Linked DNA regions of Mus musculus: region 2 is linked to region 1. Evidence: chromatin contacts called from ENCODE Hi-C or POLR2A ChIA-PET data. All regions are on one chromosome and are shown on one strand. The core of a region is the stretch at or near the end of the contact, and the rest is flanking DNA. Distances in the headings are between cores, read along the strand shown. Region 1 holds the start of Cblb (Casitas B-lineage lymphoma b). Region 2 overlaps Cblb (Casitas B-lineage lymphoma b).

The links. Hi-C counts contacts between places; a loop is a spot of excess contacts on that map. ChIA-PET counts read pairs that join two places held with the same protein, here RNA polymerase II (POLR2A).
Region 2: a loop to region 1 is called in a map of heart, with 2.6 times the contacts of the local background. The contact joins the enhancer-like site here to the promoter of Cblb in region 1. A Hi-C loop is called at or near these places in 7 of 37 maps with a recorded cell type or tissue (gastrocnemius and heart). POLR2A ChIA-PET finds 5 or more read pairs at or near these places in 2 of 5 experiments (Patski and embryonic stem cell).

Annotation. Positions count from the first base shown.
Region 1 is chr16:52,028,173-52,034,220 of GRCm38, reverse strand. It overlaps Cblb (Casitas B-lineage lymphoma b), which reads right to left and starts at 2,672. Exons shown (of 18, transcript NM_001033238.1): 1 at 2,536-2,672; 2 at 1,031-1,212. The coding sequence starts at 1,198.
Region 2 is chr16:52,069,163-52,075,210 of GRCm38, reverse strand. All of the region lies in intron 3 of Cblb (Casitas B-lineage lymphoma b), which reads right to left. Among named protein-coding and RNA genes, the nearest start is that of Gm23513, 33 kb to the left of the region's middle. Within about 2 kb of position 3,375, at least 1 of the 3 ENCODE cell types and tissues checked has a DNase peak (open chromatin) inside an H3K27ac peak, as active enhancers do; it is heart, where a contact is called at or near this core.

The DNA of each region.
Region 1 (6,048 bases), core at 1,423-3,922:
AGGTAAATGACACCAAATGATGTCAACACGCCTTTGTTCATCATTCAAAAGGAGCATCTTTGTCAATGTCTCAAACTCAGCAAAGCATAGCCCAACTTCTTCTCAACATCATAAAGTTATGAATGTGTGCCGAGAAGGACACCAACACATCTGTGTCCCAAGCCTCCTCAGACAGCTAGCTTTTCCAGCAGGGCCCTGGGAGGTATGCACACTGCCCTTATAACTGGACTGAGAACTGCCATCCAGTTTGGTTTCTTCCTGTGAAACTAGAGCTCATCTAAAAGCAACAAAAAAAAAAAAAAAAAAAAAAAAACCACAGAAGTTTCTGACACTCTCAGCCCCACACAGCCTCCAGCATACATTTTCCTTTCACAATAAACAACGCACAACCAAAAAGGTTCCCTGTTTCAAAATGGAATCATAGATGAAAGAAACTGTACCGATGTCCTGAACAGTAAAGACTATATATATATATATATATATATATACATACATATATATGTATACATATATATGTATATATGTATATATTTTCTTAATAAAGATGAGTTTACAGGGATAAAAATCAAACTCTTCAATACTGAATCCTCCCTGGAGTTCTGGTTCTTTCCCCAGTAAAGGTTTCAACATCACCCATGTGCTTGTCCTAAGTGTGCTCCAGCAGAGCCTATTGTTCACTTGTTAGCCTTATATTATCTAGTAGCAAGGCAACTCCACATAAGACTAAGCAAACTTCCAAACCATACTATACACCCAGCAAAAGTAGCCAATGGTATAAACTGCATATTGGAGTAATACCCAGGGGCTCTGGAACTTGAAAAGCAAGATAATAAGTTAGAAAGAGTAATAAAAAAATAAAAGTCTTTCCTCTGAATTCAACTTTTGCAAACACAGAGTTGAAGAAAAATGGCCCAACCTAAATACAAAGCTCATCACCATAATAGTGATTATTAGCCATACATATAAATAAAACCCGAAGAAATCGCATTCAGGGTGCTGAGGGCCGTGTACACACACTGACTGAACTCACCACTTTGTCCATGAGTTTCCAAGTCTTCTCCACAGTCCTGCGGTCAGCTGCAGCTTGCTTTGGGGGTCCGACTGCATCCTGAATAGCATCAATAATCCCCAAAATGCGACCTTTGCGGGGGTTTCCTCCTCGACCACCAGGATTTCTGCCATTCATAGAATTTGCCATCTGGAATCTTAGTCCTTTTTGCAAGATAGAATTTCAAGAGAGGAAAAGTTAGCTGGATATGAAAGTATTTCCCCAACAGGAACCTGAACTGAACAGGCTCACTTGTACCCATTAATGATATTCTCCGCTGTCTCTGTGACAAAGCCCAGGGTCCCAGATTCAACTTTTTAGTAACCCTGAGTAAGGGCATCCTCCAAGTTAGGAGCCATGACACAAGATTTGCTCTTACAATACTAAAAGTTAAAGATGCATCCTCTGCCCGTGTTCTATGAAGCTACAGCTCAACATCATCAACAAAACAACTTTTAACAGGTAAGAACACAATGTCGTCCCCCCCCCCCCTTCTGCTGTAATCCAGATTCGAAATACTAGAGCTGCAACTCCTAAAATTCACGTTGGGAGCCTCACTTCAGTAGCCTCCTTCACGCTGTTTGATTTCGCCAAGTTATTACATAAATGCAAAGTACTCCACACACGCAAAAGGGACACGTCTCTTGTCAACAAAGGCGGAGGACTTGGATACCCCCCCCGCGCGCCCCGCGCGCGCGCGTCCCCTCTCCATTCCCCCAACACCCCCCCCCCCCGCAAAAGCCAGCAGCTGCGGACACACAAATAGTTCTTTAAAGCAGTGAGGTGAGTAGTTTTTCCCTAGAGCCAAATAAACAAACCAACAAGCAACCCCTTCTTAAAAAGCGGTGAGAACCCGGCAAGGGCGGGCACGCACCGCGGAGTTCACTTCTCCGGTGGTCCCTCTTCTGCCTACCCGGTATCAAGTGGTCCAAAGCTTTGTTTCAGAACGTCTGTACCCTTTCCAGGCTCGGGCCTCTAGCCCGCCACTCAGGGGTCTGGGAAAGAGACGAGGAACTCAGCAAAGATAAAGTAGCCCTAGACCCCGTCCTGGCTTCCCAATCCCACAGCCTGCCCGATCTAGCGCCAGTAGCACGCACCTCCCACCGGCGGCGATCAGCCAGAGTCCGCTCCCTCCCGGGCCCCGGGCCAGCCAGGGACTGCTGTTTAAATCCCCACTTGGCTCAGGCCCGCAGCGGCGACAGCAGCTGGAAGCTAGGGCTGTCCCCTCTCCCTGATGGCCCGCGCCCAGCTGCAGGGCCCCCGAGCCAGCAAGAGACGTCCAACCCCGGGATGACCCATTCCTTCCTCTACTCGGGTCACCGCGGCCGTCCCGAGCCACGCGTGATCGCGGGTCCCACTCCACACACACACGCTGCCCTGGCTGGGGTGGCTCGGGTGGGGACTCTGTGGAATCGCCCTAGGAGAGCGCTCCGGGGAAGGAGCCACCGAGATCTAGGAACACCGAGACGCGGGGACGCGGCAATTACCGTGCAAAAAGCTCCACGCCCGCCCGGCAGTCCCGCGCCACACTCGGGAGGCCGCCGCAGCGCCCGCCGGAGGAGGAGACCACTCACTGGCCACCCCACCCCTGAGCCATCCCCGGAGACCAAGGCGTGGGGCGGAGCTAAGGCGGAGCCTTGAGTCTTCGAACCAATCCTGAGAGGCTGCTTTCTGCCAGACAGCGGGCGGAGCCAATGGGCGGGACGAGACGCTCCTCCCGCGCTACCCCCCAGTCCACGTCCTCCACGGTACACAATGGCCCCAGAGGAAGGCCCACTCCACTGCGTCCCACTTGGAGAAGAACTCGTTGGGAAATGGACCTAGGCTAGCCTGGAACAAAAGTGGAACGAGGAAAGGAACTGAAAAAGTAGCAGCAAGGCGCCGGGGAGCTAACCAATGAGGGGTGCGCAGGTGGGCGTGAGCGCCCCGAGCGGGAGTCTAAGCCAACTGGGGCTAAAAGGCGGGACTTCCTGCCTCACTCACCTTCCTAGTCTTTGTTTCATAGCAACAGAGTAGAGGCTGCCAGGGTGGTGCTGCTTTTCAGCTCTGGGCGGGTCCCAGGCTTAAGAAATTCATCTCCCTAGGGCTGCCAAACTGCTACCCAGGAGAGCAGCCAAATAGGTCCAAGACCATGTTTCTTGTTGACTGTCAAATAAAGAGCAGCAGTCCCATAGCTCCTAAGATGAAGGTTACCCTCACATAGAGTAGGCTAGGAGTAAAACCCGAGTGCCAACTAAAACTTCCTAAATTTCTGAAATGTTTCCCTTTTACTATTAGTTCTAGAAGGATTCCAGATCAAACATCAGGCTGATGAGAAAGCAAATACTTGACAACTCTCAGCTAAATAGTCTCTGTAAATCGTCCCAGGACAGTAAAAACTCCACACAATGGGGATTACTAATCTGTTTGACACCTTTATATTCCAAACAAGTTTTCCCCTGGATTCCAGTAAAGAACTCTGCTGTTGGATTTTTGCCAGAGTCACTTTTCTTCTATGTAGATGAATCTTCATTTTAATGACAACCCTGTTTCTGCCATCCTCTTCCAGTGTTCGTCTCTTTCTGGGCTCCGTCCTTGATAGCCGTGTAAAAGAAAACAGTCTGGTAACGCTTACAGTGAAATGCCAGGGCCCTTCTGTCATCAGAATCACACATTAGACAAGTTCCATGATTCTCTCTATTTGGTTCACCATGCTCGTACCATTTGCCCCAGGTTTACATACCTGGGAGTGATTTCCTCTGTCATTGGTAGTATGGATACACCTCACACCTTGAGCTCCTGGGTGTAATACTTTGCACTTTTTAAAAATGTCATACGTGCATACATGCATAAGCATACATATGTACATACATACATACATACATATAAGCATTTTCTAACCAACTATCCTGATAAATGTGTCTCAGTGGTTCTGCCAATCCCTAATAAGTATTTTAGTGCTACAATTATTACTGTGAAGGCTCCTGAGTGGTCATAGAATGTCCTGCAATCCTAAATTCAGATTGTTATGATTTTCATGTAATGGAAACAACCAAAATGTGACCCTTTAGGCAATCAGGCAGTAAAGTACAAGTCTGGAAGTAATATTTTCTTTCATTATTTCTGTACTAATAATTAAAAAGTAGTTTCTTGTTTTATATATGTAGATGGTGCAGGCTTCTCCATAGCCCCTCCATATCTCCCTTATTGCTTGTAACAGTAGCTATGGTTGCTAAGTGGAGACAGTATTTAAAAAGAACTCTGTGGTTACATCCTCTATGTGTATAAAATGCACCTTTAAAGTCAATTCCAAAAGAAACTGGCACTATGTGTAGAAGATTTTGCTATGCCCAACCTTATACTGTATAATTAAATGTGTTGCTTATCTTCATATTTGAATAAATGTAAAATGGAACAAAATACATATACAATACAGTTCCTTTTGAACTGCAGTTTGCTGAAGGCAATGACACTAAAAAAATAGAATGGCCTGCGGAGCAAAGTGCATCATGGAGATACAGTGACAAGCCTCATTATGTTCTGCTCCTCTGCTCTGGCTGGGACACAGGTATAACAAATATCTCTGGGGCTGCCAAACTTTTCTAACCAAAGCAACTAAAAACTGGTCTAAGATAGTGTTTATGTAGGCTGACAAAAATAAAAATCTGTTAGTTGAGGTTCTCTAAAGGAGCAGAAGTGATAAGATATATGTGTGTGTGTGTGTGTGTGTGTGTGTGTGTGTGTGTGTGTGTGTGTATTATAATATATAACACAACATACATATATGTAAAAGGCTATTTATTAGACTGACTCACATTATGTGGTCTGGGTAGTCAGACAAATTCTTTCTCACACTCAGAGGCTGAGAATCCAAGAGTTTCTCAGCCCACAAGGCTGATGTCTCATTAATCCCAATCTGGTGCTAAAGGTCTGACAGTTCCTGGAGAGCTGCTGTTAGGCAATCTGTGTTAGAAAATGGAGGAAGCTGGCTCTGATGTTAGAAAAGGGGTGCTGCAGCAACAGACTGGAGGACCCACCAGCAAGAATAAAGGCCTATGTGCAAAAAGCAAAGTTTTTAACAGCCTACACGTAGGATGGTTCCTCCCACTTCAAATAGTCTAATGAGAAAAATACCTCACAGGATGGAGAGATGGCGCAACGGTTAAGAGCACTTGTTCTTGCAGAGGATTTTGGTTCAGTTCTAGGCACTCACGTGGTAGCTTACAACTATCCATAACTCCACTTCTAGGATATCCAATGTCTTCTTCTAACCTCTGTGGGCACAAAGTGTGTACGTGGTACACATACACTCATGCAACACAATAGTTGTACACATAAAATAAATCTTCAAAGTAATTCATTACATGAGTCTCCCAAAGCTTGCATTTTAATCATAGAAGATACGATCAAGTTAGTTGAGAACCAACATTGGCCATCACAATCATCGAGCTTCAAAACTGAAATAGAAGCCTCCCATCGGGAAGGCATAGATGTACGACAAACACACACACACACACACACACACACACATACACACACACACTCACACATTGGAATGTATGAACTCTGTTTATCAAAGCCATCTCATATCTAATTAAGTTAAGATATAACATGGATCCTAGCTGAGCTCAAATTAGGACTTGGTGTTTGGTGAAGTCTGGTTAGCTAGGAGGTCATCAGTCCTTGTTTCTGTTATCAGGAGGAATAAAGACTGCTGGGAAAAAAAACTGAAGCATGAAAGCATTCCTCAGTCAAAGACTGCACTAATAAATAAAGGCACCAATGTTGTCTAAGTAGACTTTGTGAAATGTTGTGTCTAAGCAGTAATATTCCAAGCTAACAGGCTTGGTGGAGGGAATAATATGCTTATTTTTACCAAACAAGGCAGCCTCCAGCCCTAGACACTTTGAAGTGAATGTAGTGTCACTGAGGGATTTGAGAAACAGTGGGGTTCCTAGCTAAAAGGTGCTGCCAGTATCAAGAGTGGCCAAATAGGTGAAGGATACAGCTCAACGGGCTCT
Region 2 (6,048 bases), core at 2,126-4,625, 40 kb before region 1:
TGTGTCTGTCCCCTGGTATCCCCTACTCCATCCTGTGGCGACTAAAGAAAACCACTCATTAAAAATGAAAACAACAATGGCCATTTATTTTAAACCCATCTATAGTTAATATCTGTGAAGTTCAAGTACACGCAAACTAGAAATGAAAAATCTAGGAGTATAGAACAAAATTTTTTACAGCATAAAACCCAAGAAAAACCAATACAGGGAGAGTTCTCATAGTACATGAGACTGGACAGAAATGTGATGAAAATACACGTGTTGCAAAAGACTTTATACTTTTATTGTCTATTTATGATACTTGCAGCTCCATTTTGATTTGTCCTAGAAAAGAAACTGGAATTTTAATTTTATAAAATTAAAACTTGAACTCTGTATTTGTGATATGTGTGTGGGATATGTGATATGTCTGTTGTGTGTGACATGTATAATGTGTTGTGGTTGATATGTGTAGTATTTGTGGCATGAGTGATATGTGTGATATTTGTGATGTGTGATATATGCATATGTGATATGTGTGAATGTGATTAAGACATGTAATATGTGTGCAGTGTGAAATGTGCATAGGATATGTATATTTGTATTGTGTGAGACACTGTGTATGTGATATGCTGTGTGTGATATATGTGTGATATGTGTGTTGTGTGTGCACATGATGTGTGTAATATGTATTGTGTGTGATTTGTCTGCTGTTTGTGATATGCATGAGTGTGTTTGATGTTTGTTGTGTGTGATTTGTGCGTGTAGTATATGTGTAAATGTGTCTGTGGGTGTGCATCCCTCTGTATAACACATGCAGAGACCAGAGGAGGATGTCAGCTGATGTCTATCATTCTCCACCATTTCAGTTTGTGTAAGCAGTTACCAAGCCCTGGGGAATCCCTGTGTCTTTCTGTCCCCACCCCTCAATACTGGCTTCTATGTAGAGATCTAAAGTTAGGTTCCTTTGCTTCCACAGCATTCACATTTACCCAATAAGCCATCTCCCTAGCTCCCAAAATGTTAACCTTTTGAATGAATATTTATAGATATATTGATAAAGAATATTTTAACAAAGTTCTTAAAGCTGAGACACGAAGTGATGGTTATGAGTTATCACAAGATACCATAACACCCAATACTTCCATAATCATTTATATGAAAATGCCAAAAAATGAAAAATGTTATGTTTCTATTTTCCTAGTTACAGAAGATGAAGAAAACTTATTTAATTCTTGGTCTAGTTTTTATGTAAAAACCTAAAATATATTCACACAAAAATACTTCAAAGGATTCCACTAACATTCCCAAGTCATTTATGTGTGTGTATGTATGTATATATACACATATACTATATATGCATATATACACACATATTATGTATATATACTATATATTCACATATATACACACACATATATATTGTGAGGGTATGTGTGTGGGGTGTATATATATATATGTATATGTATATGTATATGTATATGTATATGTATATGTATATGTATATGTATATATGAGCATATACTTTTTTTTGTTGATGCTTCACCAGACTTAGGGATCCATATAATTTTTCAATGTCAAATAAACAATTCAAAGCTTATTCATTCACCTTCCTAAAAGTCATGGATCAGAGAAAATGACTTAACCAGTTAGTACTTTCCCCATCTCTCTCTCTCTCTCTCACACACACACACACACACACACACACACACACACACACACGTCTTTAAATGGCTGTTAAAAATTCACACTCAGAGTGCAGATCCTTGGGAACTTGTGCAGCAAAGGTCATCACAGTTCAGAAGTGTTAGCCCCCATACTGCAGCTGTGCTATACTCCAAGAACACTCTAGAGAGAGCACTGTGGTTGTCCAGACAGTGACCATGGCTGACTCCAAATACTGAAGTGTAAACAACAACAAATCAAGATTCATTCTCAATTTCTTCCTTTCATTCTTAAATACTTTTCTATCATTTCAAGTATCTTTGTAGGCTTAGGGAACACCAAAGAAGAGGGAGCCAATTTAAGAACAAGATTAGCGCACTTCCAAGATCCTAACTGTGCCTTCCTCCTCCTTTTTGGAGTTCAAACATGAGCAGACTTACATGTGGGCATCTCAGCATTACTCCAGCAAATACACTCTCCCGGATTTTGCTTTATTTATGTTTTGCTTAACAACCTCATGATAGTCCCAGAACAACACATAAAGCCCATTATAATAACAAAAGGAAGCCTCATTATATGAAGCCATCATTTGCTCAATTTCCATTTTTCACACATATAAACTCTAGTATATACTTCTTCTATAATTATGTTTTCTACTTTTTGTATTAGTCTACAAACATATAGTCTTTGTACACAAGATGTACACAGGGTGTTTAAGTATCTCTAAATGGGTAGCCACTGGAAAGGTGCTCAAGGAAAGATGCATGCAAGGAAGGGTGTGCCTCAGCAGGCGTAACTGTTCTATGACGACGATTCCCTTCTCAGGACAGGCAGCATCCTAACAGCCTTGACTAAATCTTGCCCAATCTAGCTGGTCAAGATCCTGTACCCAAGCAGAGCTATTTGGAAGGAGTGTAACTTGGTTATCTTCCCTTGGAATTAGAAAACGGAAAGGAAAACAATGTTCACAATCAGTTACAAGCTGGGAGGCTGATACCCACTGAAGCACACTCAGGGCCAAAGGAAACAAACTTACTTAGAATAGAGTCCAGGTAAAACAAGGACCCTTTTGATACAATGGGAAAATATGGCCTCCAATGAAAATGTCTTCCTAGTCAACAGTTATCCTTTGTTCCCAAATATTCTATTGTGTTTTGCTTGTCTATCTTGCATTTTCGCTGAGATATACCTGTTGTTTAATCAACATACAACATAGTGAAAGCTTACAGAGTAGCAATGTCTAGAGAACTGAACAGCTGCTTTCACCAAGCTCTCAGCATTTGCTGTTCTCTGTAACATCCGGGCTTCTTAAATCAAAGCAGCAGACCTGCTCCTTCAGGGGAGTGCAGAGACGCCTCCCAAGTCTTGCTCCTCTCAAACCAACTGCTGGCTGACACGCTATCTGTGTACTTCTTGTATTCCTATCTGTGGCTCAGAAAAGTCCTTGTTTATAGAACCGGTTCAATGGCCCCAGAGCTTACGTGTGCTGAAATTAAAAGGCTGTGCTTGAATTCAATAAGTGAAATGACAGAGGGCAGAAGGTCTAAACAGCCTAATCTTAGACCATCACAAAAGGGCGGAGAAACTCAAACATCACCTCTGACATTCTCCCAGCTTCTACTAAAAATAGATGGCAGTCTGGACTCCACAGAAACAGCTGTTTCTGGCTATGACTGGTGTCACTGACAAAAGCCACCCAGAATAGGAAGGCCACTAAAATAGTCAGTCCCCTGGCCTAATGCCATCTCTACCTCTCAGGCCACAGAAGCCTCTCAGACCGCTTAAGCGACTTCTGGTGAGGTAGCCAGATGCAGTGACAGGCCTTTGTTTCTTTGTAGCTCTGAATTCCCATTTGTGGCTACCACAGTTCACTACACACAAACTATTTCTATAACAGTAGGAGAGAAATTTGAGGAAAGGGGGCTCAGTTTAAGGGACACTTGGGAAATTTCACATTATCTGATTAACTAAATTTACTTTCAAATCAATCAACTTATTTTGAGACTGCTAGACAGTAGCCTTGTAGACTCTTCCTACTGCTAGTAGGATGGGGCCATGCAGCTGTGATGGAACAGGTGGGCTTTTCTCTGATTGGGTTACAGCTAACCTCTTTGTTTTCAGCTGCAACTGACCTCTTATGCTGGAGCTCCCATGTGTCTGGGTCCTCTGAACTCTAGGACAGAAATTCTCGTGCCTGAATACAAAAAAAAAAGGACCAGGCTCCTTCAATCTTCTACTCTTTGGGACCTACATTACAGTGTTCCCTACCCGCCACCTCCCTTGCTATTGCATCCTTCTGACTGTGGAATCCCCATGCCCCTCACCAGCGCCATTACTATGTTATACTTGTGGCCATAGCTTCTGTCAATCTGCTTTCTGTCCTCCTGAGAAGCTGGTGATGAAAATAGTCTCAGCCTGAAGCCCAGGGGTGTGTTTCTTCTGGGCCTCAGCATCGCAACCACCCCCCCCCCCAACAGCTCCAGACTTACAATGGCCTTGGAGCCTGTAGCCCTACACAGGCTCTCAGATCAATATTCAAAGAGCGAGAAGGGCTGGGTGCTTAACCTTCACTCTGAAAGGCAATTTTCTGTAGGAAAGACCTTGGAGGGTATGATATCCGTGGAGTCATACCAGAGATGCCAATTCAAATACCAAGTACCTCTTTTGCTTATGCATGAGAAAATGGTAGTCTGCCATCCGAGCAAGTTCACAAATATGTACCTAAAACCTTGCTCAAATGTCACACAGATTTGTGTCCTAAGAGGATTAAATACCATGAACATATCCTTGGCTCTGGAAATCTGTAGTGTTGGGCATTTTGTGAATTCTGCCCTCATCTCTCAGTCTTAGTGTGTTTGTGTGTGTGTGTGTGTGTGTGTGGTGTGGTGTGTGTGTCTGTGTGTGTCTGTGTGTGTCTGTGTGTGTGTGTCTGTGTGTCTGTGTGTGACTTTCCCTGGTGCCCAGCATGGAGTCGACGCCAAGTGACATGTGTTTTCTCCTAAAGGGTTCTTAAAATCGGATCGAGATGCCAACTGTGTGACTCTGGGTGAAATGTGGAAGAAATGGACAGCTCGCACACAGTGACCCAGACAGCACAGTAAAGGCAGGGCTATCCTTCAGCTTTCCCCTTCAGTCTAGATACTGACAGGGTAACTTCACCTTCCACCTTACAGCAAGACCCAGAGGTTCCCACTCCTTATGGAAGTGTTAGACCAGCAGAGCCAAACCCAGCACCTCCCTAGTGCTCAGGAGTGCCCTCCGTCCTGGACCTCACCACTAACTCCAATTAGAGCAGTTTGGTACATGCCAATTCCCTTTTGGCTGGCCTGCTCCTCCAATATCTATGCAGGAGCTCAAGTATGATGCGTAAACAGAGAAAACTCTTGGAGTAAGGGCTAGCTAGCCTGGCGACCGGAGTTGAGTGCCCAGAATGCATGGTGGAGAGAGAGAAGTAATTCCCACAAGCTGTCCTCTGACCTTCATATGGCCATGCACATACACCCACAAATATGCACATATACACAAAAAGGCTAACAACCTGGGGGTGAGGCAAGTGAACAAGCTAGAAGCTTGTGGCCATCTAAAAGCTTGCTTCGGATTTTAGAGTCAAGCCCCTTTCTCCTGACAGAGCGTGAAAAGTCCAAAGCGCTTGGTGACTTGACATTAGTGGACATTTTGATCTGCTCTTGATTTACACTTCCTGGTGTTAAGCCAGGAAAACACTGATATAAAAAGGATGATGTCACCATAAGAGGTGACCTCACACCCTTCATTTTATCGAGATATAAATCGTGCACTGCAGCAGCAGAGAGGCCCTAGTCTTTCCATTCCGTTTCACTTAAACCTGAATCCTGTCTTTGAGAGAGTTAGGGCATAAAGATTCCTGAAAGTTAAAATCCACTTAACAAAATGTAAATTCTTACCAACCTGGTTTCAATGAAGTAAACAACAAACACAAACACTCTGGAAAGTTAAAATGACTCGACTTTAATTTTGCTTCATCTCCTTGACCATGAAGTGAACACACTAACAGTCACTACATACATAAAATGATTTCTTCAAGCCACTTATTAAGAAGTAATAAAACTATGCAATAATGAAGCTTGAAACAGAATGTCAGTTAGGAGGGAGATAAAACACGAAATAAGACACAGTGACCTGGAAACAGCACTACATCTCGATACAAAATACAGCTCTTCTTACATTAGTGATTGATCTTTCCCATCACTATAGAAACCATTTAAATCACAACTTCAAGGTCTTTTAAGTGATATCACTTCAGGGCTTAGGAACCTCTGCTGGTTCCACACATCTTCTGTAATATCAAATCCATACTTTTAAGCTTTCGTTAGTTCATCACCAACTTTCTCCACTAGTCTTATTTCTATTTTTTCAAGTAATTGT